3 separate regions of the Homo sapiens genome follow, and all the other regions are linked to region 2. Evidence: chromatin contacts called from ENCODE Hi-C or POLR2A ChIA-PET data. All regions are on one chromosome and are shown on one strand. The core of a region is the stretch at or near the end of the contact, and the rest is flanking DNA. Distances in the headings are between cores, read along the strand shown. Region 1 has its middle 20 kb from the start of PLEKHD1. Region 2 overlaps GALNT16 (polypeptide N-acetylgalactosaminyltransferase 16). Region 3 overlaps GALNT16 (polypeptide N-acetylgalactosaminyltransferase 16).

What was found. A loop is a pair of places that touch in the nucleus more often than their neighbours do. ChIA-PET counts read pairs that join two places held with the same protein, here RNA polymerase II (POLR2A). Pooled maps may share reads with other maps.
Region 1: a loop to region 2 is called in a map of GM12878, with 2.7 times the contacts of the local background. The contact joins two enhancer-like sites. A Hi-C loop is called at or near these places in 2 of 168 maps with a recorded cell type or tissue (GM12878 and OCI-LY7), 2 of 37 single-sample maps with no recorded cell type and 9 of 50 pooled maps. POLR2A ChIA-PET finds 5 or more read pairs at or near these places in 3 of 52 experiments (activated B cell, activated CD4-positive, alpha-beta T cell and activated CD8-positive, alpha-beta T cell).
Region 3: a pooled map shows a loop between it and region 2 (2.2-fold over the local background). The contact joins two enhancer-like sites. A Hi-C loop is called at or near these places in 1 of 168 maps with a recorded cell type or tissue (endothelial cell of hepatic sinusoid) and 2 of 50 pooled maps. POLR2A ChIA-PET finds 5 or more read pairs at or near these places in 4 of 52 experiments (BJ, H1, PC-3 and 1 more).

What each region holds. Positions count from the first base shown.
Region 1 is chr14:69,463,236-69,466,497 of GRCh38, forward strand. No RefSeq gene overlaps it. Among named protein-coding and RNA genes, the nearest start is that of PLEKHD1, 20 kb to the right of the region's middle. Within about 2 kb of position 1,701, at least 2 of the 41 ENCODE cell types and tissues checked have a DNase peak (open chromatin) inside an H3K27ac peak, as active enhancers do.
Region 2 is chr14:69,353,260-69,356,329 of GRCh38, forward strand. GALNT16 (polypeptide N-acetylgalactosaminyltransferase 16) reads left to right here. Exons shown (of 15, transcript NM_001168368.2): 15 at 1-1,207. Among named protein-coding and RNA genes, the nearest start is that of ERH, 44 kb to the right of the region's middle. RefSeq lists enhancers at 955-1,054, 1,085-1,584. Within about 2 kb of position 1,277, at least 8 of the 41 ENCODE cell types and tissues checked have a DNase peak (open chromatin) inside an H3K27ac peak, as active enhancers do.
Region 3 is chr14:69,280,017-69,283,102 of GRCh38, forward strand. All of the region lies in intron 1 of GALNT16 (polypeptide N-acetylgalactosaminyltransferase 16), which reads left to right. Among named protein-coding and RNA genes, the nearest start is that of GALNT16-AS1, 21 kb to the left of the region's middle. Within about 2 kb of position 1,520, at least 2 of the 41 ENCODE cell types and tissues checked have a DNase peak (open chromatin) inside an H3K27ac peak, as active enhancers do.

The DNA of each region.
Region 1 (3,262 bases), core at 451-2,950, 110 kb after region 2:
TTGTTTGTTTTTTGAGACAGAGTCTTGCTCTGTAGCCCAGGCTGGAGTGCAGTGGTGTGATCTCAGCTCACTGCAAGCTCCACCTCCCAGGTTCACGCCATTCTTCTGCCTCAGCCTCCCGAGTAGCTGGGACTACAGGTGCCCACCACCACGCCCAGCTAATTTTTTGTATTTTTAGTAGAGACGGGGTTTCATTGTGTTAGCCAGGATGATCTTGATCTCCTGACCTCATGATCCGCCCTCCTCAGCCTCCCAAAGTGCTGGGATTACAGGCGAGAGCCACCACGCCCGGCCTGATCTGTTTTTTAATCTAGGTGCTGGTTACAGGGTTATAGCAGGTGAAAAAGCAGTACACATGATTTGTGCTTTTTACCTTATGTCATAGCTCAATAAAAAGTCTTTAAAAGTCAGTGTCACCAGGTGTGATGGTTCATGTCTGTAATCTCAGCCACTTTGAGTGGCTGAGGTGGGAGGATTGCTTGAGCCCAGGAGTTTGAGACCAGCTTGGGCAACACAGTGAGACCCCCATCTCTACAAAAAATTAAAAAAAAAAAATTAGCTGGGGCCAGGCACGGTGGCTCACGCCTGTAATCCCAGCACTTTGGGAGGCCGAGGTGGGTGGGTCGCGAGGTCAGGAGATTGAGACCATCCTGGCTAATATGGTGAAACCCCGTCTCTACTAAAAATACAAAAAATTAGCTGGGCGTGGTGGCGGGCGCCTGTAGTCCCAGCTGCTCGGGAGACTGAGGCAGGAGAATGTCGCGAACCCGGGAGGCAGAGTTTGCAGTGAACCGAGATCACGCCGCTGCACTCCAGCCTGGGTGACAGAGCGAGACTCTGTCTCAAAAAAAAAAAAAAAAAAAAAAGCTGGATATAGTGACATGCACCTGTGGTCCCAGCTACTTGGGAAGCTGAGGTGGGAGGATTGCTTGACCCCAGGAGGTCAAGGCTGCAGTGAACTGTGATCACGCCATTTCACTCCAGCCTGGGCAACAGAGCAAGACTCTGTCTCAAAAAATTCACTTAAAAAAAAGGAAGAATTCTGTTCTAAATTAAGAGAGTCTGAAGAGATGAAATAATCAATTCCAGTGATTAACCTGGATTGGAGGTTCCTTTTTGATTGAACCAGATCAGAAATTTGAAAGTTCAAAAAACATGTTGGGGATGACAGCTGCACAATTCTGTGAACCTACCAAAAGCTATTGAATTGTACACTTAAAAAATGGGAACTCAACATTAAGGGCACATTCCTCCACAAAACTGCTCTCCAGACACCAGCAGCAAGTTCAGGAATTACCAGGTCATCCTTTCTTCTGACTAGCTGGCTGCAAATTTGGAGTTTCCCACAGCCACTCTCTGGTCAGTAATTTGCTAAAACAACTCACAGAACTCCAGAAAAAACTATGTTATGATTGCAGTTCTATTATAGCAAAAAGGACAGACCAGAAACAGAAGAAGAGGTGCCTGGGGCAAAGTCTGAGAGAGTCCCAAATGTGAAGCTTCCCTCATTCTCAGGGACACATTGCCCTCCCAGCATTGAAGCATGAAAATACTCTGACCAGGGACGTTCTCCTGAGTTTTGGTATCCGGAGTTTTTATTGAGGCTTCGTTATTTAGGTATGATTGAATCATTGGCTATGTGGTTGAACTCAATCTCTAGCCCCCTTTTCCTTCCTGGAGGTTGGACTGGTATCACATGACTCAAAGCCCCAACTCTAACTACATGGTTGGCTTTTCCGGGTGGCCAGCTCCCAGCCTGAGTCATCTTGCAAACATAAACTATCCAGGGGTCTTCCGTGAGTCACTGTGTTAGCAGAAACTATCAAGTGGGATCCCAGGAGTCCACCGTGAATAATGAATACTCCTATCACTCAGGAAATTCCAGAGAATTAGAGGTTACTTCCCAGAAACCAAAGACAAAGGCCGCCTAATTCTTTACTACACAGATGGTCAGAGCTGGACACTTAAAGGTGAAACCTGGCCAGGCGTGGTGGCTCACGCCTGTAATCCCAGTACTTTGGGATCACTTGAGGCCAGGAGTTCAAGACCAGCTTGGCCAACATGGCAAAACTCTGTCTCTACTAAAAATACAAAAATTAGCCAGGCGTGGTGGTGCATACCTGTAATCCCAGCTACTCGGGTGGCTGAGGCATGAGAATTGCTTGAGCCCAGGAGGCAGAGGTTGCAGTGAGCTGAGATCGCACCACTGCACTCTAGCCTGGGCAACAGAACAAGACTCTGTCTGGAAAAAAAAAAAAAAAAAAAAGTGAAACCTGAACCAAGACTTGAAAGAAGTGAGTACCTGAGCCAAGCAGATACCTGGGAGGAGAATATCCCAGGCACAGCAAATAGCTAGAGCACAGGTCCTAACATTAGAGCTTACTTGGCTTGTTCAAGAAGAAGCAAAAAGACAAGTGCAGCTGGAATGGAGTGAGGAAAGAATAGTTGAAAAGGAAGGGCTGGGAGCAGTGGCTCACACCTGGAATCCCAGCGCTTTGGGAGGCCGAGGTGGGTGGATCACGAGGTCAGGAGATCAAGACCATCCTGGCTAACACGGTGAAACCCCGTCTCTACTAAAAATACAAAAAATTAGCCGGGCGTGGTGGCGGGCGCCTGTAGTCCCAGCTACTTGGGAGGCTGAGGCAGGAGAATGCTGTGAACCCGGGAGGCGGAGCTTGCAGTGAGCCAAGATCACGCTACTGCACTCCAGCCTGGGCGACAGAGCGAGACTCTGTCTCAAAAAAAAAAAAAAAAAAAAAAAAAAAAATAAGGAAGACACATGGAGGGCCTAATTAAACTGACAAAGTCTCAATGCAAGCACTGACACAGAGATAGTGGAATGAAAGAGCCCAGCAGTAAGAAGCAGAATATTTAAGAATCTAAAATATGGCTAAAGATGACTTAAGGAAAAAAGAAAAAGCCACAGCATAGAAAAACACAATGGTAATTGTTGGGAAATTTTAAGAAAAGCAATCAGATTAAATGCTAGGTTTATACCATATATGCAGTAAATGGTAGCTGGACAAAATAGTGAAATGTTAAAAGAAAAAAATGGATAAAATGGAAGCCAGTGTAAAGTGATACTACATTTCTAAAGAGCATACCAAGAGTTTGAATATATTTATGCTTTTTATCCCAGGCCTTCCACCTTTGGAATTTATTATAAGCAATTACAAAAATATATATTCGCCTAGAAATGTTTATGGGAAATGTATTTTTAATAGCATAAAATTGGAATTAGCCTAAATATACAATAATATAT
Region 2 (3,070 bases), core at 27-2,526:
TTCCCCTCCCCGCTACAGGAGCCCCTAAGTCATTAGGGCTCAACCTCACCCTTATTCCCCTCCCTACTACAGGAGGGATTTTCTTGAAGGGTCAGCTATTGCACTGTGCTGGGAGGCTGGCTGTGGCTCCTGTTTGTGAAGAGAACTCCCAGTTCCTTTTCACAGCCGCTGAGAACACATCCACACATCTACCCCACGGCCTTGTCTTGGAACTGCTCCTGCTATCCCCACACCCTGCTTCCTCACCCCACTGGCTCTTGGGCAAATGACTGTTGGTACCAGGACCCTGGGGGTCTCCCCTACAAAGCAGACCAGCCTGGGGCAGATATACCTACCACAGGAGCCCCCTGTCTTTCATAGGCCAAGGATCCACATACCCATAGAGTTCATGGATTCTAGAGGGTCTAGGAATCTCTTGAAATTGTCCCTAAAATACTGCATGTGTGTGCATACATGCATTTTCCTGGGGAAAAAGTCCATGGCTTCTAAAAGAGGTCCCTGATCCCCAAAGGGCCTGAACCTCTGCTCTGGATTGAAGCCACTGTCTGCCCAAGCTGCCACCCCCTAATCTTCCTCCCTGGCGTGCTCAAACTGCCATCGCCTGCTCCCTCCACACGGCCCTTGGGGTCAGCAGCCAAGTGTCTGTGGTCCGCAGCACCTGCTCTGGAGGGCTCTCCAGCAGTTTCGCCTCCTGACTCTCACCAGCGTCCTCTCGGCAGCACTCCCGTGCCCAAGTGCACCCCTCTGGACTTGCCAGCGCAGGCCCCTTCGCTCCCAGGGCCATGCTTTGCCTGTCCTCTGTCGTGATGTTTCTTCCGCAGCCAGGTGCAGCCTCAGATCCCCTGTTCATCTGGGAAGCCTCCTGCCACAGCTTAGGACAGAACTGGGCCCAGGGCAAAGGCCTCTCCCCAGAGGATGGACTAGAAGGCCTGGGCCACACTCGGGCATGGACCTTTGGGGCTGGGGAGCCGGGGCTGCGCCTGTTGAATGTAAGAGGACTGCTGACCAGAGGGCCTTCAAGAGGGTCTCTCTGTCCTTTGCTGTGGTCAGATCAGGCTCTGCACTTATCAGCCGGTCCTTTGTGGCAACGCAGCCCTGTTCTGTTTTTGCTTTTCCTCTTCTTGACCAAAGCATGTGCCACTAGCTGTCCTTGAGGACCTCGTCTTTATGAAACACACACCTGGAATAAAACCACTTCTTACATGTCCACATGCACCAGCGCCTTCCTTTCTGCCTCCAGGCCTAGCCCTTCAGCACACCCTCCCCCGCCTCGTGGGGAAAGTCCGGGCCTCCTTTCTGTAAAAGTGAAACTGAACATGCTCAAGTCTAGCCCTGTCCTGCACCTGGTAGCTTGCTCGTCGGCCTCCATGCCCTGTGGTGCCCCAGGAACTCCTGACTGCTCTGGTGGGGGCCAACAGGTGGCCCTACTGCAAGGGCAGGCCTTGGACCAAAACCAGGAATCAGCACAGGTCAGGTGGAGCCCAGGCTCCTGTGGCCTCATTATGGGATTCTACTTGGGGCTTAGAAATGGAAAGCAAATTGCTTCTCCAAATAGGTATTGCCCTGCCGCCGTGCTTGCCTTTAGCCAGCCCTCTCTCCTTCCCTGTGAGCCAGGCCTGTCCCCTCGGAGCTGCCCTCCCCTGCTCTACCACACAAGAAGGCAGTGGTACAAATTCAGGCAGGACATACTTCCTGGGTAAAAACAGCAAAATAATTCTGAAAAGAGTCTTACCAGACCAGCTTTGCTTGATTGGGTAGCAGATGCTCTGCCTAATGTTCCCATGGAAACCAATGGAAAACCCCCACCATGTCTGTGATCAGAAGCTGAACCTACCCAGGTAAAAATAAACGCTGCTTCAACATACATATGAACTGCAGCTGGCAGGCCAGCACACCACTAGCCTCTCCTGGACGCAACCATTTCTGCCCTCAGCCCCACTTTGCCGTGGGGCTGCTGATCTGGAGTTACCCAGAACTTCTGACCCCTGGGCCTGAGGAGCCTGGAGCAAAGCCCTAGCTGGCTGCAGAGAATACACCTTGGCTACAATGTCCAGCTTGGTCTGGGCTTAGGAGCAAGTCACTGTAAAAGACCTTGGCTGCAGCCTCCATTCCCCCATCCACCCCTCCGTCCTCTCAGGGAGCACAGCCCACCACCCACCGCCTACTCAGGGCTCCCTCCTGGCGCGCTGAGCCCCATTTCCACTCTCCATCTATTTTCACCCTCAGCCTTGGAGGGCTCTGGTGCTTGCTTCTCCTGAGTCAGGCTCTCTCCTCTTGCTTGCTCTCCTCCAAACCTACCTCTCCCAAAGCCCATTTTCTGTGCCACCCAGTTTTTTCCCTAGGAGATAAGGCTGTCAGCCTTTAGCCAGGCCCTGGAGGAATCAGCAAAAGCCCCAGGCTGGGTATTAACAGTTACGTCACTGGCAGGAGAGTCCCCCGAAAGCCTATGGGCAGGGCAGCAGAAGGGACTTCTGCACCAGGGCCAGACTCCCATTTGTACAGCAGGGAGCTGTTCCTGAGGATCCCTGGGCCTCTGTGACTTGGCTTCAGTTTTTACAAGGGCTGTTCCCCCTGGCCCCTCAGGAAGGCTGTCTCCATCTGCAGTTGGGAGAAATAACCTGGACAATATGACTGTCGTCCCAGGGTTCCAGCACCCCAAGGCCTGCGGGGGATGTCTCCCAGCACTGCATGGGGTGTGGTCCTTCTCCCACCAGGGAACAGGAAAGGAAACCTGGAAGGGAAAGGCTGGCATTTATAACGTCTGTAATTTCATTGCCAACAATGTTCTCAGTGTGTTTGGTATTTGTGTGTCCCTGTGATGGTCTGAGTCAGTGCTCCTCCAGAAGGAGGGGGCAACCCAGCCAGCTTCTCTAATGGGAAGAGGTCTTCACTGCCAGGCACTTAGGAAAGACCTGGAGATGGATCAGGGGAGGGCCTACTCTCCTGGGCTTGCAGCTGGGCTGTCTGAGTAGCCGACCTGGACTGAGGCTCCAGAGCCATCTGAGGACAATTTCTCCTGCTTAATTCAGCCCTGTGAAGCGTGGAGAAGAGTGTACTAGGGGTGCGGACT
Region 3 (3,086 bases), core at 270-2,769, 73 kb before region 2:
AATTTTGTATTGTAGTAAAATACATATAAGATAAACTTTACCATCTTAACCATTTTTAAATGTACAATTCAATGGCATTAAAGACATTCACATTGTTGTGTGACCATCACTACCATTCATCTACAGAGCTCTTTCATCTTCCCAAACTCAAAGTCTACGCCCATTAAACACTAACTCCCCATTTCCCCTCTCCCTAGCCCTTGGAGGCTACTATCCTACTTTCTGTCTCTATGACTGTGACTACTCTAGGTACCTCATATAAGTGGAATCCTGTAAGTGGTGTCTTTTGTGATGGCTCATTTCATTCAGTGTGGTGTTCTCAGTGTTCATCCATGTTGTAGCATGTGTCAGAATTTCCTTTTTTTAAGGCTGAATAATAAATACTCCTATGTATGTCTATGCTACATTTTGTTTATCCATTCATCCATCAGTGAACCTCCCGGGCTGCTTCGACATTTTGGCTAATGTAAATAATGGTGCTGCAAACATGGTGTACAAGTATCTGTGCAAGACGCTGCTTTCTGTTCTTTGGGGTATATATGCAGAAGTGGAATTCCTGGATCATATGGTAATTCTATTTTTAATTTTTTGAGGAATCACCATAACTTTTTCTTACCGTTTTAGCTGGATAAGGGAGCTGAGGCATCCAGCAGAGTGCCCACCCCTAGAAAGTATACAATGAACATTGTTGCCTGGATGAGGCCCATGGAGGTTGAGTCACTTGCCCAAGGTCCCAGAGTTGGTGGCAGATTGGGGGAACATCCAGATTCGAATCCAGAGGGCAACTCCAGGGCCCAAAGGCTATTTACCTCCAGGTTGTATAGCTCCCTGAGAGGGCCTGGCTCCATCAGTTTCATGATGTTTTCTCTTCCCTTTCCTCCCCTTGGGGAAGAAGCTGAGGTTACAGCCCTTAGGGGAGCCCCCACTGCCTTCGCTGCAGTGAGTTGTAAAGGTGGCCAAACTGCTCATGGCTAATAAAAACACGGAGTCTTCGCCACATGCCCACACCAACCCCCGAGACCAGGGCAGCAGCTGCTGTGCACCAACCCAACTGTGCTACAGATTGCTTTTCCTTAGCTGTTCCTTGTATACCCAGTGGACAGAGTCCGCGATCGTACTTGACCTCCACAGTGCCTGGTCCATCGTGAGCACCTGGGGACTCTGCAGTGGTTGAACCTACAGGGCCTACTGTGTGTCACACCCAGACCAAAAAGCTTGACACTTTCTCTGATTTAATGCAGTGAACAAGGAACTGTCAGTATCTCCATTTTGCAGATGAAAAAACTGAGACTCAGAGAGGGTGTGACAGCTAATCAGTCACAGTGCTAGGATATACAGCAGACATCTGGGCTCCTAACCACACAGGCATATAAAGACGGGGAGAACCTAATTCAGCTCCAGACCTTGTTAGGTGTGCAGGGTCCCACTCAGAGTCCCCAAAGCACCCCTGGATTGGGATGGAGGAAAAGGATGAGAGGAAAAGAAGGACAATTGCAAAGCTGGTGGACCCAGTGCTCTGCTTGTCTGCCCTCCCCGCTTTCAATGTTCTGTGAGCCTGGCGGTGGAAATCTCTCTCCTTTGTTGCCAGCAGGGCTGGAGGCTGCATCCCTGTGTAGTCATGACACCAGCTGAACCCTCCACTCCTGGGCTTCATGTGCTCACGTGACCCCAAGGAGAAGTGGCTTGTTAAAGAACTCTGACGTCAGCCTTTCTCCATCCCAGCACACAGACATGTGCCATTTCTGAGACCTGATATTTTACAAGCCTGTATTGAAGAACCCAATACAGTCTCCCATTACTCCAGACACAGTCCTCTGCCCGAGGGTGGGTGCTGGGTAGGAGCTGAGACTGTCCCCAGTGCCTGTCTAAACCCCAAGTAACCATGAGGGTCATTAAAGAAACAACACTCATTCTGAAATTGCCTCCTGTTGGTAAGTATTTGCATGCACAGAGCACTTCAAAGACTAAGTGTTAGGATTATGAATTTTCATACGTTACATCATGGGGTTTGTCCCAGAGAAACTATGAGAAACGTCAGCCTTGACGAAGACGATGTCTGCACTAGCTGGGCTTTGTTTTCTTTATGTGAAGACAACTCAAGTTGCATGGTGAGGTTTCATCGCTTTCAGAGAGGCTGTAACCTGGGACCACCCGCATCCCCTGGAGGCGATTCCTTGAGTAGTTCCCTTGCCCGCTGCCTGTGTGGACACAGTGTTGTGTGGCGTTGGAGTGCACAGGCCTGGAGTCAACCAGACCTGGATTCGAGTCCCCGACTTTCCTCATCTCCTATTGTTCCCTCCATGCACTGTGCTCCTTCCACACTGACCTCCTTTCTTTCCAACAGGACCTCAAGTTGTCCTGCCCTGGGCGCTTTGCACAGGCCATCCTCTCTGCCTAGAACACCCCTAGCTCCTCAGATCTGACCATGGTTGGCTCCTCTCTCCAGCCCTCTCCAGCCTGTACCTTGCTTTGTTGCCTTCCCCACGATGATCGCCCTTGGAAATGATTTTTTTAGGGTTCCCTTTTATAAGGATAATGTGAACATGGGCCCTGTATCTGCCTAAGTGCGGGCCCTGTATCTGCTCTAAGTGCAGGCCCCGTATCTGCTCTAAGTGCAGGCTTAAGAATTTGTCCTATTTATTTATTTATTTATTTATTTATTTATTTGAGACAGAGTCTCCCTCTGTTGCCCAGGCTGGAGTGCAGTGGTGCTATCTTGGCTCACTACAACGTCCGCCTCCCAGGTTCAAGCAATTCTCCTGCCTCATCCCTCCTGAGTAGCTAAGATTACAGGTACACACCACCAACCTGGCTAATTTTTGTATTTTTGGTAGAGATGGGGCTTCACCATGTTGGCCAGGCTGGTCTCAAACTCCTGACCTCAAGTGATTCTCCCAACTTTGCCTCCCAAAGTTTTGGGATTACAGGTGTGAGCCACTGCACCTGGCCGAGATGATTTTTTATATGTTCTCTACTGCTCTCCATCCCACCTCTTCCACTAGCATTACAGCTCATGAGGGGCAAGGCCATCTGTGGTGTTCACTTCTGTACCACCATATCAGCACCTGCCATGCAGATACCTGTAA